Linked DNA regions of Mus musculus: regions 2, 3, 4, 5 and 6 are each linked to region 1. The links are chromatin loops, found by intact Hi-C in ENCODE. Cell type or tissue: left cerebral cortex. All regions are shown on one strand.

What was found. Peaks named below come from ENCODE experiments on the same cell type or tissue, not always from the same donor. Only the 100,000 strongest peaks of a DNase experiment are listed, where the experiment ranks them.
Region 2: a loop joins it to region 1, with 3 times the contacts of the local background. A loop is called at or near these places in 9 of 42 quality-filtered maps.
Region 3: it touches region 1 in a loop (7-fold over the local background); 12 of 42 quality-filtered maps call a loop at or near these places.
Region 4: a loop joins it to region 1, with 2.7 times the contacts of the local background. A loop is called at or near these places in 9 of 42 quality-filtered maps.
Region 5: a loop joins it to region 1, with 8 times the contacts of the local background. A loop is called at or near these places in 15 of 42 quality-filtered maps.
Region 6: a loop joins it to region 1, with 10 times the contacts of the local background. A loop is called at or near these places in 11 of 42 quality-filtered maps.

The regions. Positions count from the first base shown.
Region 1 is chr1:21,163,740-21,168,739 of GRCm38, forward strand. It overlaps a transcript of Tmem14a not described here. Among named protein-coding and RNA genes, the nearest start is that of Gm32947, 27 kb to the right of the region's middle. In left cerebral cortex, a CTCF peak has its summit at 2,613 (motif pointing right); DNase peaks (open chromatin) are centred at 2,710 and 3,438; H3K4me3 peaks cover 1,234 bases; H3K27ac peaks cover 607 bases.
Region 2 is chr1:20,609,866-20,614,865 of GRCm38, forward strand. Pkhd1 (polycystic kidney and hepatic disease 1) reads right to left here. Exons shown (of 67, transcript NM_153179.3): 3 at 3,530-3,607; 4 at 2,837-2,978. Among named protein-coding and RNA genes, the nearest start is that of Pkhd1, 5.7 kb to the right of the region's middle. In left cerebral cortex, a CTCF peak has its summit at 3,039 (motif pointing right); a DNase peak (open chromatin) is centred at 3,021.
Region 3 is chr1:21,269,099-21,274,098 of GRCm38, forward strand. It overlaps Gm28836 (a long non-coding RNA gene), which reads right to left and starts at 2,587. Exons shown (of 3, transcript XR_373236.3): 1 at 2,317-2,587. It also overlaps the pseudogene Gm7094. In left cerebral cortex, a CTCF peak has its summit at 2,555 (motif pointing left); DNase peaks (open chromatin) are centred at 2,543, 2,931, 3,185 and 4,186; H3K4me3 peaks cover 759 bases.
Region 4 is chr1:20,818,255-20,823,254 of GRCm38, forward strand. It overlaps Mcm3 (minichromosome maintenance complex component 3), which reads right to left and starts at 2,058. Exons shown (of 17, transcript NM_008563.3): 1 at 1,877-2,058. The coding sequence starts at 1,954. It also overlaps the pseudogene Gm20587. In left cerebral cortex, no CTCF peak of the experiment used is centred here; a DNase peak (open chromatin) is centred at 2,143; H3K4me3 peaks cover 917 bases.
Region 5 is chr1:21,215,476-21,220,475 of GRCm38, forward strand. It overlaps Tmem14a (transmembrane protein 14A), which reads left to right and starts at 3,100. Exons shown (of 5, transcript NM_029398.3): 1 at 3,100-3,414. All of the region lies in intron 1 of Gm28836 (a long non-coding RNA gene), which reads right to left. In left cerebral cortex, a CTCF peak has its summit at 3,104 (motif pointing right); DNase peaks (open chromatin) are centred at 2,331, 3,148, 3,284 and 4,024; H3K4me3 peaks cover 1,475 bases; H3K27ac peaks cover 1,779 bases.
Region 6 is chr1:21,341,961-21,346,960 of GRCm38, forward strand. No RefSeq gene overlaps it. Among named protein-coding and RNA genes, the nearest start is that of Khdc1a, 5.2 kb to the right of the region's middle. In left cerebral cortex, a CTCF peak has its summit at 2,554 (motif pointing left); DNase peaks (open chromatin) are centred at 2,255 and 2,550.

The DNA.
Region 1 (5,000 bases):
GCATTGATGTAGAGTCTGAGATAGGTATGTTAGTATTAGCGGCACAGGAAGATACCATTGTGTCCACTTCCTGAGACATGTGAAGGAAGTTCTTCTCATCCCACATAGGGCTCTGATTACAGACCAAAGAATGGATTCTACCAAAGTTTAACTTGGTAAGCCAGTGAGTTTGGGGGGGGGTGTCACTTACGGGAATAGGAATGCCTTAGAGGCAGCTGTATCACCCCCATGTCACTGTTCATAAAAGGCCCATTTTGGGGGAGCTCTCTGTGACTTGCAGGCAACTCAACCTGCTGGAGACTGTTCTCTTTTCAGAGGAGACTCTTGTGATTTATATAACCTTGAGGAGGGAGGAATCTTCATGAATGTGCTAAGTTTCACTGATTTCCAGAGGATTGTGAGTTCCTTACCGAGTGGTCTTGAGCCTCTCTTTAGAGCACTGGTTCACAACCTTCCTCCCTGGTTCTCAACCTTCTGAATTTTGCAGCCCTTTTATACAGTTCGTCATGCTGTGGTGACTCCCAACCATACACTTATTTTAATTGCTACTTCATAACTATAGTTTTGCTACTGTTTGAATCATAATATAACTATCTGACATGAAGGATATCTGACTTATGACCTCTGTGAAAGGCTCATTTGACCGCAAGGGGGGTCTCAATCCAATAGGTTGAGAACCATTGCTTTAGAATGTCCTGAGTTTGTTTCAATTCAGAGGATACTGTTCTACTACACTGAATGTTAAATAAAGATGAGGGTAGGGTATTAAAGTCATTCACTATTATTTTATCAGGACATATGTGACTTCTTGTGGTCTTTAATATTTGCTGATGAAATTAGGGCTGCAATGTTTGGTGGATATATATTTATGCTTGTAATATCTTCTCAATAAGTTTGATCCTCTTATTAATAATGTAATATCTCTTTATCTCTTCTAACTTTGACTTGAAGTATACTTATTGGACATCAGAGCAGCCATGCCCACTTGATTTTGGCTTCCATTCACTTGACAGATTGGCAGGTGTCTTTATGCCTGAGGTGTGCTTTTTGGAGACAAAAGACATTTGGATCAAGTGTCGTAAATCCAGTTAACCAGCCTGCATGTCTTTGGTGAGCCAAAGTCATTACATTTATGATTATTCTGGAGAGGTATAATTTTATTGGTCAGATTGTTTCTTCCTTTTTCCCTTTCCCTTTTTTCCCTTTCCCTTTCCCTTTTTTCCCTTTCCCTTTCCCTTTCCCTTTCCCTTTCCCTTTCCCTTTCCCTTTCCCTTTCCCTTTCCCCTTTCCTTTCCTTTCCTTTCCTTTCCTTTCCTTTCCTTTCCTTTCCTTTCCTTTCCTTTCCTTTCCTTTCCTGTGTTAGAGCTCTGCTAGTGTACCATATACGGCACAACAGGGCTCACATGGATTCTCCTCACCCGCTCACTCTTCCCATTAATTCATTCTCGCCTATGCTCATGTGATGAAAACAGTCTTTCTCTTCTGCGTGTAGCATTCCTGCAACTATTTTCTGTAGTGCCAGCGTGGTGGTCATGAACCACCTTAGTTTGCCCCTGGTTATCTGTTTGTAAAATAGGTTTACTGGCTATTTCAACTGGGAGGTTGAAAGTTGAGCCTCAGGGAGGTCCTCTCCCTATATTTGCATGTGTGCAATCCCCATAGCATACAGAGGGTTCTTAAAGTGGTTTAGACAGCATGAGTCCAATTGAAACATACTGTACTTGTTTCCATGGTCTAAGTTTTTAGTGGCAAGGCAAAAAAGATCTTGGAGCCAGCTAGCCTGAGACAGATTCTCTTAGAAGGAAAATTACTTTCCCAGAGTGAAAGCTATGTATTCAGATCCTAATGATGAGACAGTGAGGAATTAGAAGAAAGCTCTACATTTGATTTTGAGTAGGGAAGAAGTTCTGTGAGTCTGAGGAGAGAGAGAAGGCTGGGGTGAGGGTAAACAAGCAGGAGGTAAGGAGGAGGGCCAGGAGAACTTGAAGTTCAGGATACAAATGCCTCCATATCCCTATGTCTTGCTGCCAGTGTTCCTGCAACCTTTCCAGGGTTTGATTAATTCCTGAGGAGCAGGAGAGAGAGAGACACACACAGAGACAGAGACAGAGACAGAGACAGAGAGACAGAGAGAGAATAGGTTCAGCAAAGGAGTGTCACAAGATTTAATGTACATATTAGGTTCCTTCCTCTGTTGAGGGGAGGTTCGTTTATTCCACACTCCACAGAATCTTGGATAACTGGACTTCCTCAATACCAGAACTACTGCTGTATAACAGAGGGCAGAGAGTAAACCCTCTTTTCAGGCAAGACTGGAGTGGCGTGAGATTACCGCAAGGCACACTTTCAAGTCATTTTAAGGCTCTTATTTGGGAGGGAGGGGTGGCGGGGGGAGACTGATTCTCCTGGACTTGGAAGACTCCAAATGCTTTCCAACGCTGGAGCTCTGTGTCATTCCTCCCGGACATCTAAGCTTGGCTATCCTGGTTTCACCGAGTTTTATAAAAGCAGATCATGATCTGCCTAGATAATGAGCTGTAAGGGCTCTGGAGCTTTGAAACCAGATCAACTTGGACTCTTGACTTTTGATACTGCACATGCTGCAAGTGTCAGCCAGCCCGGGAGGGGGCAGCAAAATCCAGCCTGGATTTAGGAGCAGCTCTCTAGGCGGGTGAGCAGTAAGTTCCTGGGAAGGGCTCGATAAAGTGACCGCACATGCGCGCTGTGGGCCTGGCCTGGCCCCTGTCCCGGGATAGAAAGGGTGAATCGCACCGCGGGGGTGCGGCTGCGTTGAGATTGCTTCCGGAATGAGGTACTGAGCTTGCGTGTCGCTCTTTCTGCCCCCTCCACTGTTTCTCTCTTTAGCCACAGTTGAGGCTCAGGACAGCAGGTGTTATATATATTCATTCCCACAGTGCTGACTTCCCTGCCCTAGGCTGTCTTGCTAAGGTGCAGAAATAAAAGGGACTTTGCTGTCCCTCCCTACCCAATGGCCTTCTAGTGCTGGAATCTTGGTGAAGGTTGCAGAGTGAGCTCATGAATTCCAATGTCTCAGAATCTTGCAGATGTAGCTGGGAAATGTCTTCATGTCCAGGGACCTCAAGGGATCATAATAGTTAAAGCTATTATGCTGAGGCATGTGAAAATGCACATGCTAAGTTAGAGCGGTTAAAGGCTGTGCCTAGTTTTCACATTCATACATAGTTGTACCTGTTTGAAGCCAGAAGTCCCCTCCCCTGCCTTAGGCTAGGACACAGGATCAGATCGGGACACTCCCCTTTTCTCCCAGGGCACTGGGCAGATGTTAAGTATCATTAATGCACTGGTAAAAATCAGTAATACGTGTTAACAATAACTCCTTCAGGTTCTTGCTGGAGGCACACCTTCTCTTGTTCGTGCTCCTGGGAATAAGCAAAGTCCTAGATGTCTCTTGCTGCCCTGGCTGCCTTACCCAAAAGCACGGTGCCTTTATCTCATTACTCTCATTTTGAACTCTCTCCAAATGCCTTGAGGAGACTGCACTAACATTGTAGCAACCATTTTCACCGAAGCCAGAGCGGAAGCACCTCCCGTTTGTGACCCAGCAGAAGCTATGGCTGGGGGCCTTTATTTGCATACGAGGCTTGCTGTGTTGTACAAACACCCCTCTTACATATAAACGTGTCGTTCAGTGCTCTTGGTGATTTATCTGGGAGATATACTCATGTGCCGTGCCCGCTCGTTTTTGAAATATTAGGCTCAGCAAAAGGCTTCTCCTTGAGCGGTGCTTTATTTTTTATAAACAATTTTTTATTAGATATTTTCTTCATTTACATTTCAAATGCTATCGCCAAAGTCCACTATGCCCTCCCCCAGCCCTGCGCCCCAACCCACCCACTCCTGCTTCCTGGCCCTGGCATTCCCCTGTACTGGGGCATATGAGCTTCTCAAGAACAAGGGCCTCTACTCCCATTGATGGCCGACTAGGCTGTCCTCTGCTATATATGCAGCTAGAGACACAGCTCTGGGGGGAGGGGTACTGGTTAGTTCAGATTGTTGATCCTCCTATAGGGTTGCAGACCCCTTTAGCTCCTTGGGTACTTTCTCTAGCTCCTTTTGGGGGCTCTGTGTTCCATCCAATAGATGACTGTGAGCATCCACTTCTGTATTTGCCAGGCACTTGCATAGCTTCACAAGAGAGAGCTATATCAGGGTCCTGTCAGCAAAATCTTTCTGGCATATGCAATAGTGTCTGGGTTTGGAGGCTGATTATGGGATGGATCCCTGGGTGGGCAGTCTCTGGATGGTCCATCCTTTTGTCTCAGCTCTAAACTTTGTCTCTGTAACTCCTTCCATAGGTATTTTGTTCCCCCTTCTAAGAAGGAACAAAATATCCACACTTTGGTCTTCCTTCTTCTTGAGTTTCATGTGTTTTGCAAATTGGATCTTGGGTATCCTAAGTTTCTGGCCTAATATCCACTTATCAGTGAGTGCATATCATGTGGGTTCTTTTGTGATTGGGTTACCTCACTAAGGATGATATCCTCCAGATGCATCCATTTGCCTAAGATTTCATGAATTCATTGTTTTTTAATTGCTGAGTAGTACTCCATTGTGTAAATGTACCACATTTTCTGTATCCATTCCTCTGTTGAGGGACATCTGGATTCTTTCCAGCTTATGGCTATTATAAATAAGGCTGCTGTGAACATAGTGGAGGATGTGTCCTTATTACAAGTTGGAACATCTTCTAGGTATATGCCCAGGAGAGGTATTGCTGGACCTACTATGTCCAATTTTCTGAGGAACCGCCAAACTGATTTCCAGAGTGGTTGTACCAGTTTGCAATCCCACCAACAATGGAGCAGTGTTCCTCTTTCTCCACATCCTCGCCAGCATCTGCTGTCACCTGAATTTTTTATCTTAGCCATTCTGACTGGTGTGAAGTGGAACCTCAGGGTTGTTTTGATTTGCATTTCCTTGATGATTAAGAATGTTGAACATTTTTTCAGGTGCTTCTC
Region 2 (5,000 bases), 550 kb before region 1:
TTCCCAAGGAAGACTGGAAGCCAGGAGGGCCTGCACATAATTTCAACAAACTCTTAGAGATGACAGATGCCAGTCCAGACTACTATACCCAGCAAAACTACCAATCGCAAAAGACAGAAGAGGAAAAACACAAAACAATAAAACAAAAATTTCAAGCCAGCCCTACAAGGTCACTAGAAGGAAACTTTCCGTCTGAAGAGGTTAACTCCACCCAAGAAAACACAAATAATAAGTAATCTCGGAACAATATTTCAAATGATGGGAAGAAACTTACAATATAACAACACAATAACGGGAATCAATAGACGCTGCTCACTGATAACTCTCGGCATGTATGGTCACAGACTAATCTACTGGATTAGAAAATAGAATTCACCTTTCTGCTGCATCCAAGAAATGTACCGTACTGTCAAAGATAGACATCACCTCAGAGTAAAAAGATGGAAGAAGATAATCTAAGCAAATAGACTGAAGAAGCAGGAAGGTATGGCCACTGTAATATTTGACAAAGTAGTCTTCAAACCAAAGGTAGTTAGAAGAGATAGGAAAGAATAGTATACACCTGTCAAAGGAAAAATTCACCAAGAGAATATTGTAACTCTAAATAGTTATGCACTGAACACAATGGTACCCATGTTCATAAAAAAAAAAATACTACAACTGCTAAAATATCAGTGATACTGGAAGACTTCAATACCCCACTCTCACCAGATTCATCCAACTGAGAAACTAGACTCTGACCAATAGACAGGTCATCCAGACAAAAACTAAACAAAGAAATACTAGAGTTAAATAACATCATAAAATAAATGGACCTCGCACCTACTTACAGAACATTTCACCCAAACACAGAAGAGTATATTTTCTTCTCAGCAGCTCACCTATCTTTCTCCAATACTAACCACATACTTGCACACAAAGCATATCTCAACAGATATAAGAAAATTAAAATTATGCCCTGCATCCTATATGACCACCGGAAAATAAAGCTGGGTATCAACAACAACTGAAACAGCAGAATGTATACAAACTTACAGAAACTGAATAACTCACTGATGATTGAAAAATGGGTCGAGCTAGAAATCAAGAAGGAAAGTAAAAGCTATTTAGAATGGGAACTAAAAGACAGCATACCTAAAGCTATGGGACACAATTAAAGGAAGTTCTAAGATGCAAGTTCATAGAGCACTAAGAGCATACATTTAAATATTGGAGAGATCTCATGTTGGTAACTTACTAGCACACCTGCAAGTTCTAGGACAAAGGGAAAAATGACACCCCAGAAGAGTAGGTGGCAAGAAATACATAGAATCTGTTTTTAAAGTCACAGAGGAGTTAATAATTAATTATTTATGTATGAATAGATCTCTTCCCTCCTTTCTCATGTTAGATTCCCTGACACGCACACCCCCAATAGACAGCCATCCTCCTTTCGATCAGGTTTAGTTCCTGACTGCACAGCACCACACATATAAGAAAGAAAGGTGAACATGTATGCATTGTTTCCCCTGTGACAGGTTAAATGACGATGCTTCCCATTTGTGAATTGCTCATGTATCTCATGCTGAGATCTTTATCAGACTGAGCTTGGGGGCCCCAAGGGAAGAGTTAGGGCGAGAACTGAAGGAACTGAATGGACTTACAGCCCCATAGGAAGAACAACAATACCAATCAACCAGACCCCCAGAGCACCAAAGGACTAAACTATCAACCAGGGAGTACACATGGAGGGACTCATGGCTCCAGCCACATATGTAGCAGAGGATGGCCTTATCTGGCATCAATGGGAGGAGATGCCCTTGGACTTGTGAAGGCTTGATGCCCCAGTATAGTGGAATTCTATGGAAGAAAGGCAGGAGTAGGTGTGGGGGGGGGCACCCTCATAGAGTCAGGGGGAAGGGGAGGGAATAGGGGGGCTGTGGAGGGGAAACTGGAAAGGGGCATAACGGTTAAAATGTAAATAAATAAAATGACCAATAAAAATGTTTTAAAAGATTTTTTTAAAGAAAGTAAAGAAAGATTGTAAAAGCCAGACGTCTGGTCAGAGTCTGCTATGGGATTTTGTCTCCTAGTGATGTCAGATGCTACGCCCATAAAGTTTCACCAAGCCTCACCAATGTGACTACCCAAATGTGAGCCAAACAAAGACAATAAGCATGTCAAAGCAAATGGGGGAGAGCCCAGGAGATCTCAACCCTACACAGAGAACTATAGGCACCTGAAGAAAGCTAAGAGTGGGAGAGACTGTCTTCCAGGAAAAAACACACCATCTCCTTATCCAGTGCCAAACCCTGAAAACATGCGTACGTACAAGTAACATTATACAGCCTGAGCAGGTAATATTTAGGTGTGTGTGTGTGTGTGTGTGTGTGTGTGTGTGTGTGTGTGTGTGTGTGTAACATTAATGGGAAAAGAGGAGCATAAATTTGAAAGAGCAAGGGAAGGTCTGTGAGAGTGTTCAGAGGGAGGAAAAGCAATGTGATTATATTATATTATGATCCCCAAAATGAAATTAAAGTAAAACAGACAAAATGTAAAGTTCTACAGACGAAAAGGCCATTGATGAGTGGTGGCTTTTGCTTGTGATACTGTTAATTTTTGCTTTCTTTCATGTGTCTTTTTTTGCCATAGCCAGACCTTTTTTTCTGTTTTCTCCTCCAAGAGAGATTAGAGGAAAAGAATTTTTTAAGCATATGAGTGTATCCACAGAGAATGTTTTTACAGTCACACCTGATAATTTTAGTCACTGCAGGAGTTTTCTAGCATTGCACCCAAAACTGCTAAGCAGAGCAAAGACTGTTTGGCCTGCCAGGTTTTATACTTTAGGCAAGTGTACCTCGTCTGGCATGTCACCACAGGCAAATCCACGAAGGCCGGAGAGACGTCACAGGGGATCCTCAAGGTAGGTATTGCCACACTCACCAGGTCTATCTGCAGCTGAGAGCCATTGTTGGGGTAAAGAATACTTCTATCCAAACCTAAACACAAGGAGAAATCTCAGGCTGCGAAGACAACGCAGGGCAATGCAAATATTGGCCACAAGAGGGCAATGTAAGATATTGCGTTTGCCTGAGGATAAAATTAATCCTCATTTCCAAAGGCAATTACACTGTTTTACAAAAGTTCTATGAGCCTATAAATGTTTTCTCCCCCTCTCTCTCTCTTCATGTCTGCCTAATCCCTAGGAAAGAGCATTTCATTCCTCCAAGTTGATTTGTGCTATGGTGGAAACGGGCATGGTAAGGCATGGTTTAGGGGTTCCTAACAGAATCACTTGTAAGGGCAACTGCCAAGAGGGAGTAGTATTCCTATGCTGTCCACTTCCATGTTATTTCGTCTTCACAAGCATCCCACCGTGAGGATGTTGATGCTACAGTGGCCTCTGCTGTGACACTGACTACTTAGCATCTGCAAAGACAGAGATGGGTCTCTGTTCATCTGTTCTTAAACAAAGAAGCGAGAATTTATAATTCTTTGGATTTTTACATCAATCAATTCAACACCCAAATTCAGGAAAGCCCAAACCTACCGTCAAATACAACTGTGATCCATGTTCCTCCTGCAAGGCTACCTTCTGCGGGTTCAAACTGGAAACTCGAGTAAGGCTCTATCAATCAGAGAACATGTCGGTTGTGAAGGTGATGTACAATATGGTAGCACATCCAATACTTTAAAGCAGACTTTAGGGTGTACATACAATCCACTGGCCAGATGAAGCACGGATCAGTGGGCCCTATTACCAGAGTTTCTGGTTCAAGGTGTTCACTTCTATTCAGGCATTATTGGTCCAGAGAATATACCTTCAGAGTCCTACTTTAAGAAAAATGGATGGCTCTCGTTTTACCAATCCAGGATCCCAATGTTCATCAGGACAGTCCTGAATTTCTGCTTCCCTTAGAAATAATCTCAAAGATATGCTTGAACCCACAATGCCTCTCTTCTCTTTTACACTCTTTATTCAGACGGTCACATTGAAACGGAAAGGTTACGACTTATATTATATATTCCTACTTCTTGGGAAGAGGAGAAAACTTTTTTTTAAAAAAAGTTTTTAACGCTTTTTTTCCTCCAGTACAGGGGAACACCAGGGCCAAGAAGTGGAAGTGGGTAGGGGAGCAGGGGAGGGGGAGGGGGGATAGGGGACTTTCGGGATAGCATTTGAAATATAAATGAAGAAAATATCTAATAAAAACTTTTTTTAATTTATTTTATGTGAGTATGCTGTTTCACTCTTCAGACACACCAGAAGAGGGCATCAGACCCCATTAGATGGTGGTGAGCTACCATGGGGTTGCTGAGAATTGAACTTAGGACCTCTGGAAGAGCACTCAGTGCTCTTAACCACTGAGCCACCTCTCCAGCCCGAGGAAAAACTTAAGATGTGCCTGATTCCTTTCTTCTTATTATTATTGTATTCGAGTTTTCTGCTTTGAGCTCTTCTGGGTATATAATCAGAATCAGTCCCCAAATGCATCCAAGGCAATCATGATTTTTGCTTTGAATGATCATAGACAGACTAAAGTGAGAGAGTTGTAGAACTTCCTTTAGGAGACAAAGGGAGTAGGAACTTTAAATACTAGGTTACACCTGGTTTAATAACATCTTGAAGATATTCCCAGATATGTCTTGGTCAAGGCAAAGCCACTTCCAGGAGGCTAGCAAAAATTACTCAGTACCTCCATATGATAATAAACAAATCAAGTGTTATGTGTTATCTGTAGAAACCTGTTTCATTTCCATGTCAAGAAATTCCAAGGGTAAACCAGGCATTGCCTGTGAACTAGCCCAGGGCATTATGTATAAAAACCATTTAGGTAGCTCACTACACACCTAAGACTGATGGAAACCCATTCACATCAACATGTCAGCCACATCATACAGTTCTCAGACCCCGGAGATGATTACATACTTTCATTCGAAAAAGACAAAAAGTATCATAAGAAAATACAGATTACTAAACTCAGAGAAACCGGAAGCATGATTAGAGGAAAAGTGTAATT
Region 3 (5,000 bases), 110 kb after region 1:
GCACACACCCACACAGAGACACACACGATTAAAGAATAATGACACGCCGGGCAGTGGTGGCACATGCCTTTAATCCCAGCACTTGGGAGGCAGAGGCAGAGGCAGAGGCAGAGGCAGAGGCAGAGGCAGAGGCAGAGGCAGAGGCAGAGGCAGAGGCAGAGGCAGAGGCAGAGGCAGAGGCAGAGGCAGAGGCAGAGAGGCAGAGGCAGAGAGGCAGAGAGGCAGAGAGGCAGAGAGGCAGAGAGGCAGAGAGGCAGAGAGGCAGAGAGGCAGAGAGGCAGAGGCAGAGGCAGAGAGGCAGAGAGGCAGAGAGGCAGAGAGGCAGAGAGGCAGAGAGGCAGAGAGGCAGAGGCAGAGAGGCAGAGAGGCAGAGGCAGAGAGGCAGAGGCAGAGGCAGAGGCAGAGGCAGAGGCAGGCAGATTTCTGAGTTCGAGGCCAGCCTGGTCTACAGAGTGAGTTTCAGGACAGGCAGGGCTACACAGATAAATTCTGTCTCAAAACAAACAAACAAACAAACGAATAATGACACACCTTAAAACCTGAAACACACATGTTTTGTGCAAAGAGTGTCCATTAGAAATATCACCTGTGCTCACATCACCCTGTAAGGGGAGTCTGTGGTTCTTGCCCCAAGGTCAGTGAAGGGTTAAGCAAGCAAGCCTTACAGGCAGACTTAATGTTTCCTAGCTGTGGTAGTGGAACATACTCAGGAAAGACAGGGGGACATGAATCTGGAGCTGACTGCAGTGGAGCTATCAGTTGATGAGAGTACCCACCTGTGAGAAAGGACAATGAAGGGGAGCATGCATGAATTTGAGAGTCAGCCTTGAGAGTCTACAGCCTGGAGGTGGGCAAGGCTGGGGAGTTACAAGCAAGGCTCCCTACTGGTCTCTGTCTTGGACCACTAGTGGAATTAAGGGTGGGAAGTCTTGATGCTTTTCCCTTAGTCAGAGTCTCTGGACAGTAGTGTGTGTGTGTGTGTGTGTGTGTGTGTGTGTGTGTGTGTGTGTGTAAGCATGAGAGCATGTTTGTGTGTGCACATACACATATATTTAACTATTCACTGATGTGCCTAATAGTCAAGAAGACATACTTTTTTAAAAATCCAAAGCTGATAGCACAGATTATTCATCACTGGATAGTAACTTGGAGTCTAATTTTTTTTCCTAAGCTAACTTAAAATATGAAAAGTGAGTTCACCTTCTTGAGTCCCTGAACTGTTCGTGTGACCCTGTCTCAATAAGAGATAAATTCCTTTAATTTCCTGTAAAACTGCTTGAGATTCGTTGCCTGTCAGATTCTTTTTCTCTGCCAGCCAAGCTCAAGTAGGGCAAACCCACATTAGTTCATCCATTGCTGACCTGCACACAGCTCCAAGCGCACTGCCCTGAGAGAATGAGTGGGTGGCTCCAATACACAGCCTGTGTGGAAGTTATCCAGTGGCTGTCCACACTCCCCCCTCCACTGCCTCACCAACCTTGGCTACATTGTCAGGAATCCCACAATTCCTGCGTCTCCACAGAGAACTGAGTTTCATGCTAAAGAACAAAATTATTCCATTGGCAACAAGTGCTCACTGAGAAAACTTACACAGGTCAATTACCTTTCTGGCTTCTTCTGGAAGGCAAAGGACACCTACCCTCCACCTCCAACCCCCCCTCAAGGCTGTAAGAACTTGAAAGGAGTTGAGTGTAGCTGGAAGAGGGAGGCATGCTCATTGCATGTTCGTGCAACAGACAGAGGCTAGGTGCTGATATAGGACTGGAAAACGTCCTGGATGCAATGCAACAAAATTATTCACTGCCCGGGATAGGAAACCGCCCTGCCCTGTCTCAGGCCTCCAGAATCTTCTCCATCCACTAAAAGATCTGTAAATAAGTATACACAAAGCATCTTCACATAAAAATAAACCAATTGCCTACCTATGAGCTAAGTGGGCATGAGAGCCATTTTTAAAGGAAGTCTTGGTTGAACTTTATCTACCACAACGCCCCACCTCTGGGGAGGTAAAGGGTAAAACAGATGCGAAATTTAGGGTCCCCATGAAGGCAGAAATTCAGGAAATTGGCAGGATGAGCCAGAAAAGATCTGTGGGAGGGCAGATGCCATTCCTTCCTTCCTCCTTCCCCAGATCTTCTGTGAAGATCAAGAGATTGAAGGAGAAGGCAGATGCTCAGCAACAACTGGTTTATTCTCATGCCTTTGCATGAAAAGTTTCTTTTATGGAACGGATGCACAGCCCACTTGCACCCTTGTTGCAGCTGGAAAAGGCAGAAAAAAAAAAAAAAAAAAAGCAGAGATGCTTAAGGGCACTACCTCACTCCGGATGCAGTACTGCGCAGGCGCACTCCGTAGCTGTGACCCGCCTTAAGTGTTCTCTTAAGTGTCTCTTGAACACAGTCTTGTTCTCTTTGGAGTTGGTTTGTGGGAGGTAGAGTCCTTCATCCCACGTCCTTCTTCTGTCCTCGCCCTGGGAGTCAGGTGCAGCTCTGGGCCAGCAGAGGCCAAGAAGTCCCTTCTCCACCCAGCTGTGTCGGAGCATAGGTCTGGAGTCTGCTGCCCCCTGCCGGCCGGGATGATGCTTACAGCAAGACTCCTTAGGATTCCCCACCCACCCACCCACCCACCCACCCCCGAGTCGTTAAGAATTTTGTACCCACAGACTACAAATTGTTTCCATTTTCAGTGGATGTGGGGACATTCCAAAGGGTGAAGTGTCCACAGTCAGAATCCTAGTTGATTTGATTTCAAAGGCGAGTGCCCTCACTGCTCAGTATCTAGGTAGATAAGGGCATAGCCTCGTGATCCTGCTATTGCCCTGTGAGATCAGAGTATCCAGGTTTAGATGTCCAGGAGGGGTGGTACAGAACGCCACAGAACGCCACAGTTGGAAAGCATATTGAATCTTGCCGGTCCAGAGAATCAGTTCCCAGAAACGAAACTTAAGAACACACACACAGTATTTTGGGGGAACTAATTTGATCATATTTTGAGAATTTGGAAGTCTAAATTGGTCCCAGGGAATTAATCAGTCCCCAGGAGAGGCGTAGGAGCACTGTCAGCAAGACACAAGGCTGTAGAGTCACTCCCATCCTGACCTTTGCCTGCGAATCCTTCTGGCCCTCCTTCCAACATCCTGTTTGTCCATCCTCACCCTAGCCTTCTCTCTCCTCAGACTCACAGAACACTTTCCCTACTCAAAACAACCCCTTTGGATATAGCAACCGCCTGCCGGGAGCAAACGCGCGCCCTGGAGGGGAGAGCGGCTGTTGCGCGGGCGCGGGCAGGGGCGCAGGGAGGGGATATGGCATCCAGCCAGCGCATAACTTTAGACCAATGGAAGAAAAAAGCAGCAAAAGTTGAACTGAATGACACCCAGAAGCAAGAAATTAAAGAGGCCTTTGACTTATTCGATATTGATGGATCTGGAACCATAGATCTGAAAGAACTGAAGATTGCAATGCGGGCCTTAGGCTTTGAGCCAAAGAAAGAAGAAGTAAAACAACTGATCGCTGAAATCGACAAGGAAGGGACTGGCACCATTTGTTTTGAAGATTTTTTTGCCATCATGAGCGTAAAAATGAGTGAAAAAGATGAAAAAGAAGAAATACTGAAGGCATTTAAATTATTTGATGACGATGCTACGGGAAGCATATCACTAAATAACATCAAGAGGGTTGCCAAGGAGCTAGGGGAAAACTTAACCGAAGATGAATTACAGGAAATGCTTGATGAAGCTGATCCTGACGGGGATGGAGAGATTAATGAGGAAGAATTCTTGAAGATGATGAAGAAGACCAGCCTTTATTAGCTGCTTGGTACCTTCCAAGAGGTTTGGACCTCCTGTTAACAGCTTTCCTGTTAAGCAGTTCAATGATGTAATACCTGAGTGTATCCATTTCCACTTTTAGTTTAGGTTAGTCCCTTGGTGTCTAATCTGTGCCAGAAGTTATATGTCCCTACCAATGTCATTAAATCTGTAGTAGTAAGAAACAAACAGAAAAACAAAACAAAACAAACAACCCCTTTGGAACGCTTTATTATCCCCACGACAAGATTGGATAGATCATACTTCCTGTCATGATGCTGCGATATCTTTGTTGTTGTTTCATTGGTCTGAAAGTTGAAGCACAGTCTCTCTTGCGCAGTCTGTTGCACTTAAACACCCCTCCGCAAACCTCCATCAGCTCCGGCAGCAGATTAAGATATGGCTCAGAATAGACACTCAGAGATGCTCCTACTAAAGTACCAGAAGATGGAAGCAGCCACAACATGCTCCTATTCAGTGATTCTAACTGAACCTCAGAGAACATCTCTCTGTAGGGCATTTGGGATTCCATACTGTCAGATATGTGGAACAGGACTGCTCTTAGGTAGAGGGAACTTGTCACCTGAGCTCACGCCATCAGCCACCTGCTCGAGTGGAAGCCAAGGGTGGAGCTGAGGATGAGGGTGCAGTGAAACCTTCGGCCTTTGCCAACCTGTAAGACTGTCTACCTACGATCCACGGCGACAGAGACACAATTCCGTGTGGCCTCAGCACCTCTGCCATCTTGGGGAAATGCAGAAGTAAAATATGTAAGAATTCAAAGAAAGCTCAGTTAATAAATACCCTAAAGAGTAAATGATCTTCAGTTATGTCTACTAGCATAACTTCAGAGTTGAGTGACACATAAGATTTCCAGGTGTACCTGGCTTTGGGGAGATTTATTTATAAAAATTAAAATCACACTGACTTAATTGATATTACAGAACAACAAAAGCAAACAGAGGCTTGACATTTTCCATTTCTTTCTGTCCTCCACCTTTGGAAACACCCATTACTACAGAACTAGCAGATTCTGCAATTCCCAAATGCTGTCAGGATTGGAACCAGATTCGAGAGTTAGGCAGAATAAACAATTTTCTGTTTCCACTAACCTCTAATTCAATCTCACTGTTTGCATTTGGGAAATACACATCCATCCACAGTAGCACTGCTGTGTGTCTCCTATCATGGG
Region 4 (5,000 bases), 350 kb before region 1:
CAGCACTCAGGCATCGGAGGCAGGAGGATCACCTCTGAGTCCAAAGCTAGGCTACAGAGTAAGATTCCTTCAAGAGCAACAGCCAAAAGAACAAGCAAGCAGATGGGTACACAGTGACAAGCTGTAAACACTGGTAGAAAGGGGTATCGTCGAGTGAGAGTAAGCCTGTCCTGAATCTAAGGGATTCCAGTAATATTAGAAGGTCAGAAGGCAGGCAAGCTCAGCAGTGGGGTCTACAACTGCATCAAGAACTTGGGGGTACTTAAGGACATATTACATAAAGGCTGGGTGGTCAGTTCTGTGTTCTTGCCCTCTGGTGTAACGTACTTCTGTCTTTCAGCGGAAAAATGTTCTTTCCTACATTATAAAACAGGTGTATGCCTTTCTGGACAAGGAGAACACACCTGCTGTCTCTATCAATAGAGCATTAAGGACCACTGAGCATTCAATTTATAAAGGGGTTACTGATCGTGGGGGTGGGGGAGGGTTCTATTTATACCATGGGAGGTCAGCATAAAGGTATTCAAAAGTCCTAAGCAGGGACTTGGGAGCTACTTAAAGCCTACACCAGCAAAGATGACACTAGCCACTATGTCACTTACACATGAGGATGCCAGCATGTTGATATATGTCTCAACGGTGCCCAGGAAGTAGACAGCTGCAGACAACCCTTTCCTCCTGTCCAGCATGCCCTATCACATACTATCATGATCATTAACAGTTCTCCTATATGCTTACATTTTAATTGGGAATTAGAATGGCCTAAGTCTTAAAGACTTAGTAAAAACAAACAAAAAAACTTGCAATATGAAAATTTAACTTTAAAATCTGGATGTTAGCACACCTGACTGTAGACATATTTCAAAATCATGATGTATATTTGAAATGTAATTTAAATACTCTTAAAATTCAAATTTAAATTGCTTTTCATTGATCAACAAACTTCCAGGGCTCATCAACATCCTATAGCTTTAAATTTTGGATTACACTTAAACCCATTTTACCTGCATACAAAACACTTGATTCACTAAAAAGAGAGCTGTCATAAATTGTTAGTCTCGCTCCTACCCTCACCAGCATCAGGCCAGTCATTAAATCTGAGGGCTCTGAGCCAGTTACATTAGCTTTTCCAAAGAAGAGCCTGTTTACACCTGACCAGTCTCCTTGCAAGTTGTGTGGGGTTTGGGGGGAACACATGAATTTAGAGACAAACTAAATTACTTTGGAGAAAACCCTAGTAACTCATGAAGATATACAGGAGCAAGAAAATGACAAGAGGAGATAATGAGAAAATGAAAATGATCAAAATACATTATGTGCTTATGAAGTTTCATAATGTAACCCGTATGTATAGTTAACATATCCTAATGTAAGAGGTTTCAAGAAAAATAGGCTGCTCAGAGGAAGACGGCAAGCACAAGGCCTGGGTACCATGTCAAGTAGGCTATGGGGATCAGTAGCAGTAATTATAAGAGGGAGTGATAAGAAAGAAATATGACCAAAATACATTATGTGTTTATGAAATTTCATAACGAAACTAATACATGAAAAGAATGTAACTTTTAAAATCTGGAGGTACATCTTTAGGAGAGAAAAAAAGATAACAGGAAGTTGCAGAGAAAAGAAGTTATCAGCGGCCCTGGTCCTCCGCGGGGTCCCCAGCACCGTGCCCGGTCACCCGCGGGAACCCCCTCAGCCGTGCCCGGTCACCCGCGGGACCCCAGCACCGTGCCCAGTCACCCGCGGGGACCACATCAGCCGTGCCCGGTCACCCGCGGGAACCCCATCAGCCGTGCCCGGTCACCCGCGGGAACCCCCTCAGCCGTGCCCGGTCACCCGCGGGACCCCAGCACCGGGCTCGCGGCCCGAGCCTCACCTCGTCATCCAGGAAGTCCAAGTAGTCTCTCTGCGCTTCCCGCAGCTCCACATCATCCAGCACTACTGTGCCCGCCATGTCGCAGCTCCGAAATCGCCGGCCACCAAACAGTCCGGAAACGCGTGACACCGCCTTGGCGCCAAAACTTCCCAAGTTTTCCCGCCACGGAAGTTTATGGTGGAGGAAGCATGGAGCAGAGACGCGTTATGATTGGCTAACCACTTCAATAGCCTTTCATTCCGTGCCTGGATTGGAGAGAAATGGTCACTTTCTCCGCCCTAATAGGAAGTCTGACCAATGGTACAGAGAGGACGCTCAAAACCCACCCCCTGGAAATTGAGCAACAGGAAGGCTAGGAAGCACTGCATTCTGGGAGTTGTGGTCCTTCCCACCTCACCCCCTGTTTTTCTTTTCTTTTTTTTTTTTCTTTGCCTGTAGGAAGTTTTGTCAAATCGGAAGTTAGGATTTACTGAGGGGGGAGGTCTAAGTTTGCACCCCATATGCACAGGTACAAATGAAGGCCAAAGGTTGATATCCGGTGTCTTCCTCAATCTTTCTCCACCTTGTATTTTTGAAAGACGAACAGGATACCCACTGACCCATCTCTTTAGCCTCCATATTATTGATTCTAACACACTTTGTCTTCTAGCCTTCATTTCCTCCTATACAAAATGAGGAATCTGAATTCAAAATTCTCCAGTAAGCCATCACTAGTATTCCAAGAGCAAGTTAGAAATGGTGTAAAGACAAATTTTATTCACGGAATCATGCTATTGCCTTTAACACAGCCTTGATTTGCTGTATCTTGATCTGTAACCTTGAAGACACAGAGATATATAATTCGTATTTCTCCCCACTTTCACAAGGTCATGAGATAGATAAGCAGAAAATCAGATTGTTAAAAAAAAAAAAAGCATAGTTAGTATATCTAAGGGTTCCACTGCTGTTCACATGCTTGCTTTGCTTGCTATCTGTTGGCTTTCTGCCTTAGGCACTAATGGGCCAAGGCTGATTTACAAGGTGAAATAATTGCTAAGAGGCTGCCTGGAAAGCAGCATGCAGAAACAGTCAAAATCAAGGCATTGCAAAGTATACAAAGTACTTCCTTTTTTTCTGTCTCCAGCCCAAAGAAAACACTTGGAGTGGGCGACCCTGAAGTGGAGAACAGATGAGTTATGGGTACCGGATGCCGCTTCCAAGATGATGCCCACCATGTTATCCTGTTGAAAGAGGGGACTGATAGCTCTCAAGGCATTCCTCAACTCATGAGTAACAGCTCGTGAGTAACATTGTCTGTGTTTGCCAAGTGATTGCTGGGGCTATAAGACCACCCTGGGTCCTCATGGCAACTTATTGTGGATGGCCAAGGCAAAACAACAATTTCTACTTCTGAAACTCCTCGATGGTGGACATCCTGCAGCAAAGACTTTAGTGGACATTGCCGGATCCGAAGACACTGACACTAGTGATGGCACCACCGTGGTGATCCTGCTGGCTGAGGAGTTTCTGAAGCAGGTGAAGTCCTGTGTGAAGGAAGGGTTATGCCCTCAGATCATCATCTGAGCTTTCTGCACAGCCACCCAAAATCAAAGAGATAGCTGTGACTATAAAGAAGCAAGATAAAGTAGAAGAGAGGAAGATGCTAGGGAAGTGTGCAGTGACAGCCCTGAGCTCCAAGCCCTGAGCTCCAAGCTGATCTCCCAGCAGAAGGCCTTCTTTGCCAAGGTGGTGGCTGATGCTGTGATGATGCTCAATGAGTTGTTGTAGCTTAAAATGACTGACACCAAGAAGGTGCAGGGTGGAGCCCTAGAGGAGTCTCAGTTGGTGCCTAGTGTCGCGTTCAAGAACACGTTCTCGTAGTCTGGGTTTGAAATGCAGCCCAAGAATTATGAGAATCCCACAATTGCCTTCTCAAATGTTGAGCTCAAGCTGAAAGCAGAGAAAGATAATGCTGAAATCAGAGTTCACACGCACCAGGCAATTCTTGATGCCAAGCGGAACATTCTTTATGACAAGTTAGTCATAGTCGGGAGCCAAAGTCGTGTTCTCTAAACCCCCTATTGCGGATGTGGCCACCCAGTACTTTGCTGATAGGAACATGTTCTGTGCTGGCCACTGGCCTGAGGAGGATCTGAAAAGGACAATGATGGCCTGTGGAGGCTCAACCCAGACCAATGGGAATGCTCTGATTCCAGATGTGCTGGGCCACAGCCAGGTGTTTAAAGAGACCCAAATTAGAGGCAAGAGGTGCAATTTCTTCACTGGTTTCCCTAAGGCCAAGACATGTACCACCATCCTCTGTGGTGGCGCTGAGAAGTTTATGGAGACCCAAAGAGGTCCCTGCATGATGCCATCATGACAGTGAGGAGGGCCATCAATAATGAGCCAAACCAAAAGGGAACCCAGAGAAAGGATATTCAAAAAGAAGTCAGAAGGAAGGAAAGACTGATGGTTGTAGTGGGATACATCCTTAATCCCAGCCCTTTGGAAAGCAGAGGTAGGAGGCTCAAGTTCAAGAACAGCCAGTGCTACATTGTAAGACCCTGTCATGGAGAGAGAAGAGGGAAAACTGTCAGATATGAAAACTGTGAATGTATGTGTGAGTGTGTTAAAGTGTGAAATCTTCATGTATGTAGGAGGCCTATTGCCTGAATTAATTAGAACACAAAACTAAACAAAAGTGATGTATCTGTACACACATAGGAATGTGAGAGAGGGAGAGGTAAAACAATTATGTGTATGTGGCTTAAATTGGACATTATGACCCCAAGGTTATAATGATAAGTAAATACAAACGCTCTTTAGGCTTTGGTTTAAAATAGAATTATGAGCTGGGCCGTGGTGGCTCATGGCTTTAATTCCAGCACTTGAGAGACAGAGACCAGGGGGATCTCTGTGAGTTCAAGGCCAGCCTAGTCTACAAAGTGAGTTCCAGAATAGCCAGGGCTAAGAAGCCCTGTCTTGGAATGGGGGTGGGGGGGGGGAAGCAATTAAGTCTTCTACAGAGAAAAACCACATTTAAGAGACACCAAGTCTCCAAAATCTCCAACACCCACCCCACCCCACCCCCACCCACCCCTGCCCAAACTACAACTACTGTTGTAATCAGGAGAAACGCTAGCGA
Region 5 (5,000 bases), 52 kb after region 1:
TGAATGTCCTCAGGGCTAGAGGCAGTCCTTAGAAGTATCACTGAAAAAAAAGAACATGAAAACACTGTTCTTTCTTTCTCCTTCTGGTTTTAAGAGACAGGGTTTTTCTGTGTCATCCTTTCTGTCCTGGAAGTCACTCAGTAGACAAGGCTGGTCTCAAACTCACAGGTCCACCTGGCCTTGTCTCTCAAGTGCTGAGATTAAAGGTGTACACCCCCATCACCAAATGAAAAGATTGTTGTGTCATGGAAATGTGTCACTTTTTAAAAATTGAATATAGGAAGGGGTTATTAATTAATCCTATACTATTTGTACTCCCCCTTTACATTCCATTTTATTGTACACATGTACATTAACCTTCACAGTGTTAGCAGAGCAACATATGGTAATTTTAAAATAGGTTATAACCCAGACTAGGTGGTTCACATCTATAATTCAGCCCTTGGAAGGCTGAGGCTAAAAGGATCACTGTGGCTTTGAGTCCAGCCTGGGAGATATAGGGGATTCCAGACCAATGTGGGTTACGTAGTGAGACTCTCTCTCAAACATTAAGTAATTATTAATATTCTATGTACTGTATGCACACATGCTGATTCAACACGTCTTTGCCTGATGAACAGAAGTAAAGTTGCCATATGGATCAGAAAGGAAAGAGTGAAGACTCTTTGCAGTGTACACTTGGAATACCTGAGACACACTGACTTTCTCAGTGATTGTTGAGAATCAGGCTTAGGACCCAGTGAGAATAACTCAGAAAGTCCTGACTGATTAGACAGCGGGCTGGACAAATGGACTGGTGGCCTGCTTCTCCCTTCCACCATTTTCTCCTCTCCTCTACCTATGGAAACACCCATTACTACAGAGCTAGCAGCTTTCCTCTGGGATCTGCAATTCTCAAAACTGTAAGGATTGGAAGCAGGTGCAAATGTCAGGCAGAGTAAAGAATTTTCTGTTTCCACTAACCTCTAATTTAATCTCACTGTTTGCATTAGGGAAATACACATCAATCCACAGTAGCACTGCTGTGTGTCTCCTATCATGGGGGACCACACACAGTCCCATTACAGACAGTTCATGACAGTACTTACATGTGACACAATTCTGAAGTTATGCTGATAGACATAACTCAAGACCATTTACTCTTCAGGATATTTATTAACCGAGCTTCCTTTGAGATTTTATGTATTTCTCCGGCATGCCAAAGGCTCTAGGCCATACTGAATTGTGCATCTCTGTTACTACGAAATATGGACAAAAAGTCTGTCTTAGTTGGGGTTTTTATTGCCACGATGAGACATGACCACAGCAACTCTTATAAAGAAAAAAACACTTAATTGGGGCTGGCTTATGGTTCCGTGATTTAGCCTATTGTCATCATGTCAGGAAAAATGGTGGCATGAAGGCAGACACTTGGGGATCTGAGGGTTATATATTAGGAAGTACAGACATCAGGAAGAAAGGGTGACATTGGGCCTGGCTCGAGCATCTCAAGGCCAAGAGACAGAGCCCACTCCCGGTGACATACTTCATGAAACAAGGGGACACCTCCTAATAGTGCCACTGCTATGAGCATTTAGGGGCCATTTTCACTCTAACTATCACACAGTCTTACAAGTTGGCAGAGGTGCTGAGGCCACAGGGAATTGTGTCTCTGTCACCATGGATCGTAGGTAGACAGTCTTACAGGTTGGCAAAGGCCGAAGGTTTCACTGCACCCTCATCCTCAGCTCCACCCTTGGCTTCCACTCGAGCAGGTGGCAGCTGATGGCTTGAGCTCAGGTGACAAGTTCCCTCTACCTAAGAGCAGTCCTGTTCCACATATCTGACAGTGTGGAATCCCAAATGCCCTACAGAGAGATGTTCTCTGGGGTTCATTTAGAATCACTGAATAGGAGCATGTTGTGGCGGCTTCATCTTCTGGTACTTTAGTAGGAGAATCTCTGAGTGTCTATTCTGAGCCATATCTTAATCTGCTGCCGGGGCTGATGGTATGAGGGGTGTTTAAGTGCAACAGACTGCACAAGAAGGACTGTGCTCCAACTTTCAGACCAACAGAACAACAACAAAGACCAAACTCTAAATCCACTGTGAGTAAAGGAGCCATCATTTACCCAAGCATGCCATGGAAATAATAAAGCTTTCCAAGAGGGTTTTCATATTATTTTTAGACTTTGAGTAGGAAAGAGTTCTGAATCTGAGGAGGGGGGGGGAAGGGAGAGAGACAGACAGAGAGAGACAGAGACAGAGATAGCTAGGCCACGTGTGCACAATCAGGATGTGGGAAGAAGAGAGAACCAGGAGAATCTGAAAGCAAACTTTAGGATGGGACTAACTCCATAGCTCCGTGTCACTCCATAGCCCTATGTCAGCGCCCCTGCGACACTTCCAGGGTCTGATTAATTCTCTAGGAGCAGTATAGATTTCCCAGTTCTCAAAAGCAGTCACATTACTTCTCCAAATGTGTGTGTGTGTGTGTGTGTGTGTGTGTGTGTGTGGTGTGGTGTGTAGGATCAACAAACAAATGCCACCTGTTTAATGTATATAATTAATGTATATGTCTTTGAGGTAATTCTATTACTCCTCACCTCCGAGAATTCTGGAGCTTTCCTGAATACCTTGATTGCTGTTGTATAAGGGAGGGCACAGTGTTCATCCTAATTACTATTTCCATCCTAGAAAGCCCAACTGGAGTCGCATGAGAATTTACCAAGAGACACAATTTAATGTCAGTGTAAGGAGATTTTCTGGAAACTGATTCCCCTAGCCTTGCAGGACTCAAAATTCTTTCCAACTGTGGCGTTATGTGCCACACCTCCTGATCATCTAAACCTGGATACCTTGATCCCACAGAGTAAAAGAGTAAAAGATCAGGAGGCTATCTATGCCCTTATCTACCTACCGGCATTCATGCCTTGAAATCAGGTTAACTTTCACTGATCCTGAAGACCTTCGCATTCTGGAACGTCCCCACCTCCACTGAAAGTGGAAACAATTTGTAGACTATGTATATGTTGTTTACCTTCCTAAAATTCTTATGACGATGTAGGGGGATCCTAGCTAAACCAAGGAGTCCCTCTGCAAGCATCATCCCGGCCGGCAGGGGGAAGCAGACTCCAACCCTGCGCTCTCGGGGCCTACACAGCCGGGTGGGGAAGCGACTTCACTTCCCAGGGTCTTGGCCTCTGCTGGCCCAGAGCTGCACCCCACTCCCAGGCCGAGGACAGTAGAAGAACTTGGGATCCAGGACTCTACAACGCACGAACCAGCTCCAGAGAGGACTCAGCTCTGTGCACTCTGCTCTCTAAGGCGGGTCGCAGCTAGGCAGTGCGCCTGCGCAGAACTGCTTCCGGATTGAGGGACTACTCTTGCGCTTTTTCCGCTTTCACCAGCTGCAGCAAGTGCTCAAGGGTGCAGGTGAGCTGTGCATCCATCCCTTAAAAGAAACTTTTCATGCAAAGGCATGAGAATAAACCGTTCTTTGCTGAGCATCCGCCCTCTCCTTCAGTCCCTCGATCTTCACAGCAGAAAACAGTTCAGACGACCTGGGGAGGGAGGGAGGGAATGGCATCTGCCCTCCCACAGATCTTTTCTGGCTCATCCTTCCAATTTCCTGAATTTCTGCTTTCCTGGGGGCCCTAAATATCGCATCTGTCTTACTCTTTACCTTCCCAGAGGTGAGGCGTGGTGGTAGGTAAAGTTCAACCAAGACTTGCTTCAAAAATGGCTCTCATGCCCACTTAGATCATAGGTAATTAGTTTATTTTTATGTGAAAATGCTTTGTGCATACTTATTTACAGATATCTTAGTGGGTGGAGAAGATTCAGGAGGACCTGAGATGGTGGGGCTGCGGAGGGATTTTCAGTTTCCTATGCTAAGCAGTGAATAATTTTGTTGCATTGCATCCAGGACGTTTTCCAGTCCTATATCAGCACCTAGCCTCTGTCTGTTGCATGAACATGCAGTGAACATGCCTCCCTCTTCCAGCCACATTCCACAACTTTCAAGTTCTTACACCCTTTGGGGTTTGGGAAGCAGGTGCGGGGAGGCAAGTGTCCTTTGCTTTCCAGAAGAAGCCAGCAAGATAACTGACTTGTGTAAGTTTTCACAGTAAGCAATTGTTGGCAATGGATTAATTTTACCCTTCTATAGAACTAAACTCAGTTCTCTGTGGAGACGCAGGAATTGTGGGATTCCTGACAATGTAGCCAAGGATGGTGAGGCAGTGGGGGTGTGGGTGTGGGTTGGGGGGGTGGCCAGCCACTGGATAACTTCCACACAGGCTGTGTATTGGAGCCACCCACTCATTCTCTCAGGGCAGTGCGCTTGGAGCTGTGTGCAGGTCAGCAATGGATGAACTAGTGTGGGTTTGCCCTACTTGAGCTTGGCTGGCAGAGAAAAAGAATCTGACAGGCAACGAATCTCAAGCAGGAAATTAAAGGAATTTATCTCTTATTGAAACAGGGTCACACGATCAGTTGGGGGACTCAAGAAGGTGAACTCACTTTTCATATTTTAAGTTAGCTTAGAAGAAAAATTAGAATCCACGTTACTATCCAGTGACGAATAATCTGTGCTATTAGCTTTGGATTTTTAAAAAAGTATGTCTTCTTGACTATTAGGCACATCAGTGAATAGTTCAAATATATGTGTATGTGCACACACAAACATGCTCTCGTGCTTACACACACACACACACACACACACACACACTACTGCCCAGAGACTCTGACTAAGGGAAAAGCATCAAGACTTCCCACCCTTAATTCCACTAGTGCTCCAAGACAGAGACCAGTAGGGAGCCTTGCTTGTAACTCCCCAGCCTTGCCCACCTCCAGGCTGTAGACTCTCAAGGCTGACTCTCAAATGCATGCACGCTCCCCTTTATTGTCCTTTCTCACAGGTGGGCACTCTCATCAACTGATAGCTCCACTGCATTCAGCTCCAGATTCATGTCCCCCTGCCTTTCCTGAGTATGTTCCACTACCACAGCTAGGAAACA
Region 6 (5,000 bases), 180 kb after region 1:
TCATTCATTTAATGTAAGTACACTGCAGCTGTCTTCAGAAACTCCAGAAGAGAGCATCAGATTTCGTTACGGATGGTTGTGAGCCACCATGTGGTTACTGGGATTTGAACTCAGGACCTTTGGAAGAGCAGTTGGTGCTCTTAACCACTGAGCCATCTCACCAGCCCCAATGGAGATTTTTTTTTATGGCATGAATTCACCAGGGAAGTAGAAAGGAAAAGGGAGAAATTCAGAGGTTGTGTTGGAGGATTTGAGCTGGAATGACCCTCTTTATCACAACATCCCCATGAAGACACTCTTTCAGTGACATAATGTTGTACTCATCATGACCACAGATCCCTCCACAAGCCATGTGATGCTACAGTGGGAACAGAGCCAGCCCCCGACCAAGACCAACCTGGACATCTTTATCAGGATGCAGTTAGAGGTCTGGACCTGTCTCTGGCTACCAGGTTGAATAAGGATTATCTCTTTGGACATTACTATGTCTTTCTTGTGCCAATTCTTCTATTGTTTTGGGTTTTGTTAGAATTAACTCTATCTGTAATAAAAAGCTCACCTCTGTGAGGAACAGTAGTAAAAGTCATGGTCAGTCTTTGTTGAGAACAAGAGAAGCATACTACTGGGAGTTTCAAAGTTGTGACTTCTCCAGTCCATCTCAGGCTTCCACTCATGTCTCTGAGGGAAGACTGATAAGTACAAAACTGTTTTACAAGAAAACTGTCCAGCCAGGTGTAGTGCACACATCTTTAGTCGCAGCACTCGGGAGGCAGAGGCAGGCAGATTTCTGAGTTCGAAGCCAGCCTGGTCTACAAAGTGAGTTCCAGGATAGCCAGGGCTATACAGAGAAACTCTGTCTTAAAAAAAAAAAAAAGAAACCAAAAACAACAAAACAAAACAAAAACCCCAAAAAAATGTCCAAGAAAGCAAGCTATGTATTATTTAATGTCTTTGATGTGTTGTCCTTTCTTCTGGATTATCTTATTGATCCAGAATAGGCTTTTATATATGGCACCAAAGCATGGGTGGCCTATAGTGCTGTTAAGGAGAAGAAGACTAATCGAGGGACCGGACTTTACATATTTCTTGCATGAATTGCTTCTCTGAACAGAAATCTGGCAGGTGCTCTGGTATGAGAGAAAACATAGGTTTATTCTGTGAATAAATATTCCCCGAAGCTGATGGTTCTCGTTATAAAATACAGATAAATGGGTGTGAAGAAGGTGGGTGGAAGAGGTCAGAGAAGGTATTTACAGTCACTTGGTAAAACAGACAGGATGGCCACATGGTAGATCTTGGTGACCAGGCTGCTGACTGTCAGAGGTTGGAAGTGACTTGGGATGATAAAAGTTCCAAGGACCCCAAAGCCTTGAGTACACTGATTAGTAGGGTGTCCAAAACATTTTTGAGGCTGGATCTCACTTTTTGGATCCCTGGGTAGCCTAGAACTTCCTATGTAGATTAGGTTGGTCTGGGACTCACGGGAAGCCACCTGCCTTTGTCTTCCAAGTGCTGGAGTTAAAGGCATGAGCCACCATGCCCAATAAATTTCCTGAATTCTCATCCAGAATGTTCTGCAATGCCAGATCTAAATTGATGTCTCTGCCCCAGATTACAGCAGGCTAAGCCCCTCCCGATGTGAGCTTCCCCTCTTCATTGTCTACTGTGTGTTTCCCACAATGAAACCACTGTCCTATTCTAGGGGTGAGACATTGCAATGGGGGCCAGTGTAGAATGTGTCAAGAAACAATTTTCAAAACATTCCCTCTTCTATTGTACAGACACAGACACCGTAAGTATCAAAAAGTTAGCTTTTCCTGGTGTGGGGGTAGAACTCAGAACTGTCAGCACATCTAGTTCTTGAATACTAGGCTCCTTTCCCAGACCTTGGTCTTTTTAAACAATTTCACTACATGTCCTAAACTCCCTCTAAAGCTGACCCTACTGCAGGGATCTCTTTGGAAGAAGCCCTCCAACACCAATAAGAGGGGAAGAGCAGAGATGTCACCTTAGTCCAAAGCCAGGATAGTTCCTGAAAGGCTTCAATGCTGAGTCTAGGTACTCAAGGGTCTAGTTTGTATTTTCATTTTGTATTTAAAACCATGATGCAGGTGGGACAAGAAATCAGGATTTTATAGAGCCTATGTGGTTGGCAGGCCGTCAACGGACACGGCTTGTTGTTTTTGTTCCCGGTTGTTCTGTTCCAGGTAGCAAGTGATGCCATTGTTGTTGAATAAGCTGTAGTGCTGATATGTAGTGCAGGCTGTGAAAATTGGTGTTGCTAGCTTCTTCATAGCCGGGAATCTGGACTGTGAGTTTCTTGGAAGAGATTAAGTCAGAGGCAAAACAAGCTTTGTTCATTAAGAAAGGAATTATTTGGAACCAGCAGATAAGGTGTAATGATCACCCTGAATATAATGATATTTAGAACCTGACATTTCCAGATAAGGAAGCTGATGACTCTGAGCTTGGTCAAGAGACCAAGCAAGCAAGATTTTATAGCCTGTCCCCTATAAAACAGGGTGGCACTCCTTAGCATGCTTTGCTGCCCTCTAGAGGCCAACCAAAGTTTCAAGATGTGTTCAGAAATCTTCCTTCACCTTCCACAGCATTGCTCTGGCTTCCAAAGAAATGCAAACCTTTACTAGCGCACCTGAAAGACCCACAACATGAGGACTCCCCCGCGTTCTGACTCAGGAGAGGCGACACCCCAAATCACTCATGAGAAATGGTCTTACTGCAAACTGCAAGAGGACTTTTAATTCAAGAGCGCTCTCGGGCCCACGGTCATACACCACGCAGGGGTAGAGGACCATGGCGCCCCGAATAGCTGGGTAAGGGGGTATTTAAAGGAAGAAACCACAACTCAAGGAAGTAGGGAGGGCGTTGTTGGAAAATACCAAAGATACAAGTTAAGAGTCACAAGGAAGTGCAAAGTCACAAGAGTCACAAGGAATAACTGGTAATTGTTCGGCTTATCTCTCAAGACAGTTTCTAAGAGCCCCTAACAATAGCACATTCTTTGAATGAACACTCTTTGAACCCAGGAAGCGGGTGGGTGGAGGAATGTCATATCTGTTTAATGATTAGCATACCTTGGAGCATTGAGTCACAGAGGCCACATTCCCAAGCCTGGGCCTAAAGGCCTAGAATTTTGCTTTTATATTTTTTCACACGCAACTACAGTTTTTCTTCATTTTTATTTTGTTTTGATACAGGGTATTGCTTGTATTGTTCAGGTTGACACCCATATCATAATTTATCTTAGAAGAGCAATATTAAATGAACCTGGTTTGGATCTGTAACACCCAAAATTAACCTGTAAGGCCCACCTGCCCAAGGACCAGGTAACTTTAGCTATTGGGGACTCTCTGAGTGAACCATGCACAGCTGGGATTGATGCAAAAGCAAGAGGAATTTATTGTTCCAGCTTGTTGGGGTTGTCCTGTACCCAAAGGAGAAGCTGCAACCTGGTTGTCCAGTTCAGCAACTTTTTTATACAGTTTCCAGGGGCAGAATAGAGCATCAGCAACTAGGCACAATATGATTGGAGGAACTGTGTGCCCTTTAAACTGATTGGTAATGAGGTAGTAGGGGCTTACTCAGCCTCTCCCTTCCAGCCTATGTGCTCAGCTGACCTCTTCCCTCTGGGAGGGAAGGGGCCCAGTGGAATTGTCCAACAGTCTTTAGTTAGCTGACCTCTTCAGCTGGGAGTTGTAGTTCTTGGAAAATAGCAAAGCCTCGGGGGAAAAAGAGTACTGTAGCTGATAAGTTTGCCCTTATAAATTCCTGCAACACATGGCTGGGACCATTCCACCTGGGAAATACAGGGAATGGCCTTGACCAAAGTCCATTTCTTGGTCAGTATTTAATATTTAATAAAGCTTGCATTAAATTTGACTCAAAATGGTGGAACCGTTCCTCCTCACCACCCAATACCTGGTGAATCGCAAGATTAACAATCCTATTGCCTCTGCCTCTGGAAGAGTGGGAACAGAGACACCTATTACTATGAGGGTGTATTCCCTCCCCTCCCCTCCCCTCCCCTCCCCTCCCCTCCCCTCCCCTCCCCTCCCCTCCCCTCCCCTCCCCTCCTCTCCTCTCCTCTCCTCTCCTCTCCTCACTTTCTCTCTCTTTTTCCTTTTCAAAAGCTATTGGCAGGTGATAGCTGCTGGGAGAGGACAATACTTTTATTCTAGATACGGCCACTGGTGGGCTGCCCTGCTCCACTGAATGGCCCTCACATATGGATCAGAGAGACTAAGGAAGAAAAGAGAAAATATGAAATGGGAGAGGAAGGGGTAAGAGTGTGTTCAGGGGAAAAGGGAATGGGGAGATGAGAAATCGACAAGCTCAAAACACATTGTATATGTATCTGAAGTTCACAAGGAATAAATAAAAATATTAAAATAAATAAGGGTCTTCTTTTTTTTTTTTTTTTTTTTTTTTTTGGTTTTTCGAGACAGGGTTTCTCTGTATATCTCTGGCTGTCCTGGAACTCACTTTGTAGACCAGGCTGGCCTCGAACACAGAAATCCGCCTGCCTCTGCCTCCTGAGTGCTGGGATTAAAGGTGTGCACCACCACGCCCGGCTAATAAGGGTCTTCTTAAATGAATAATCTTTGTACAAAGAAGTGGATGCCATAAAGACCTCAGTCTGTATATAAAGTTGACCTCATTTATGTCCCCACTTACCCTCTCCTGTTGGCCTTCCCTTCTCATCCTGGTCACCTTTCTTGTTCTGAATTATCCAGATTCTGTGGACACATTTTGAGCTTGTGTGGATGATGCATGTGTGTGTGTGTGATGGAGCATATGCTTGCATGTGTGCTTGAGAGTAAGTACTATTTAATCTTCCCATCCCCCAGTGCTGAGACTTGAACCAGGGTGACCTGCTATAGTGACAATTTTCTAAATAAAATCAAACCATGGGCAGTTTTCGATTGCCACATGATTTAATGTCACTGACTTAATAGCTGTTCATTTAAGACTTTTACAGA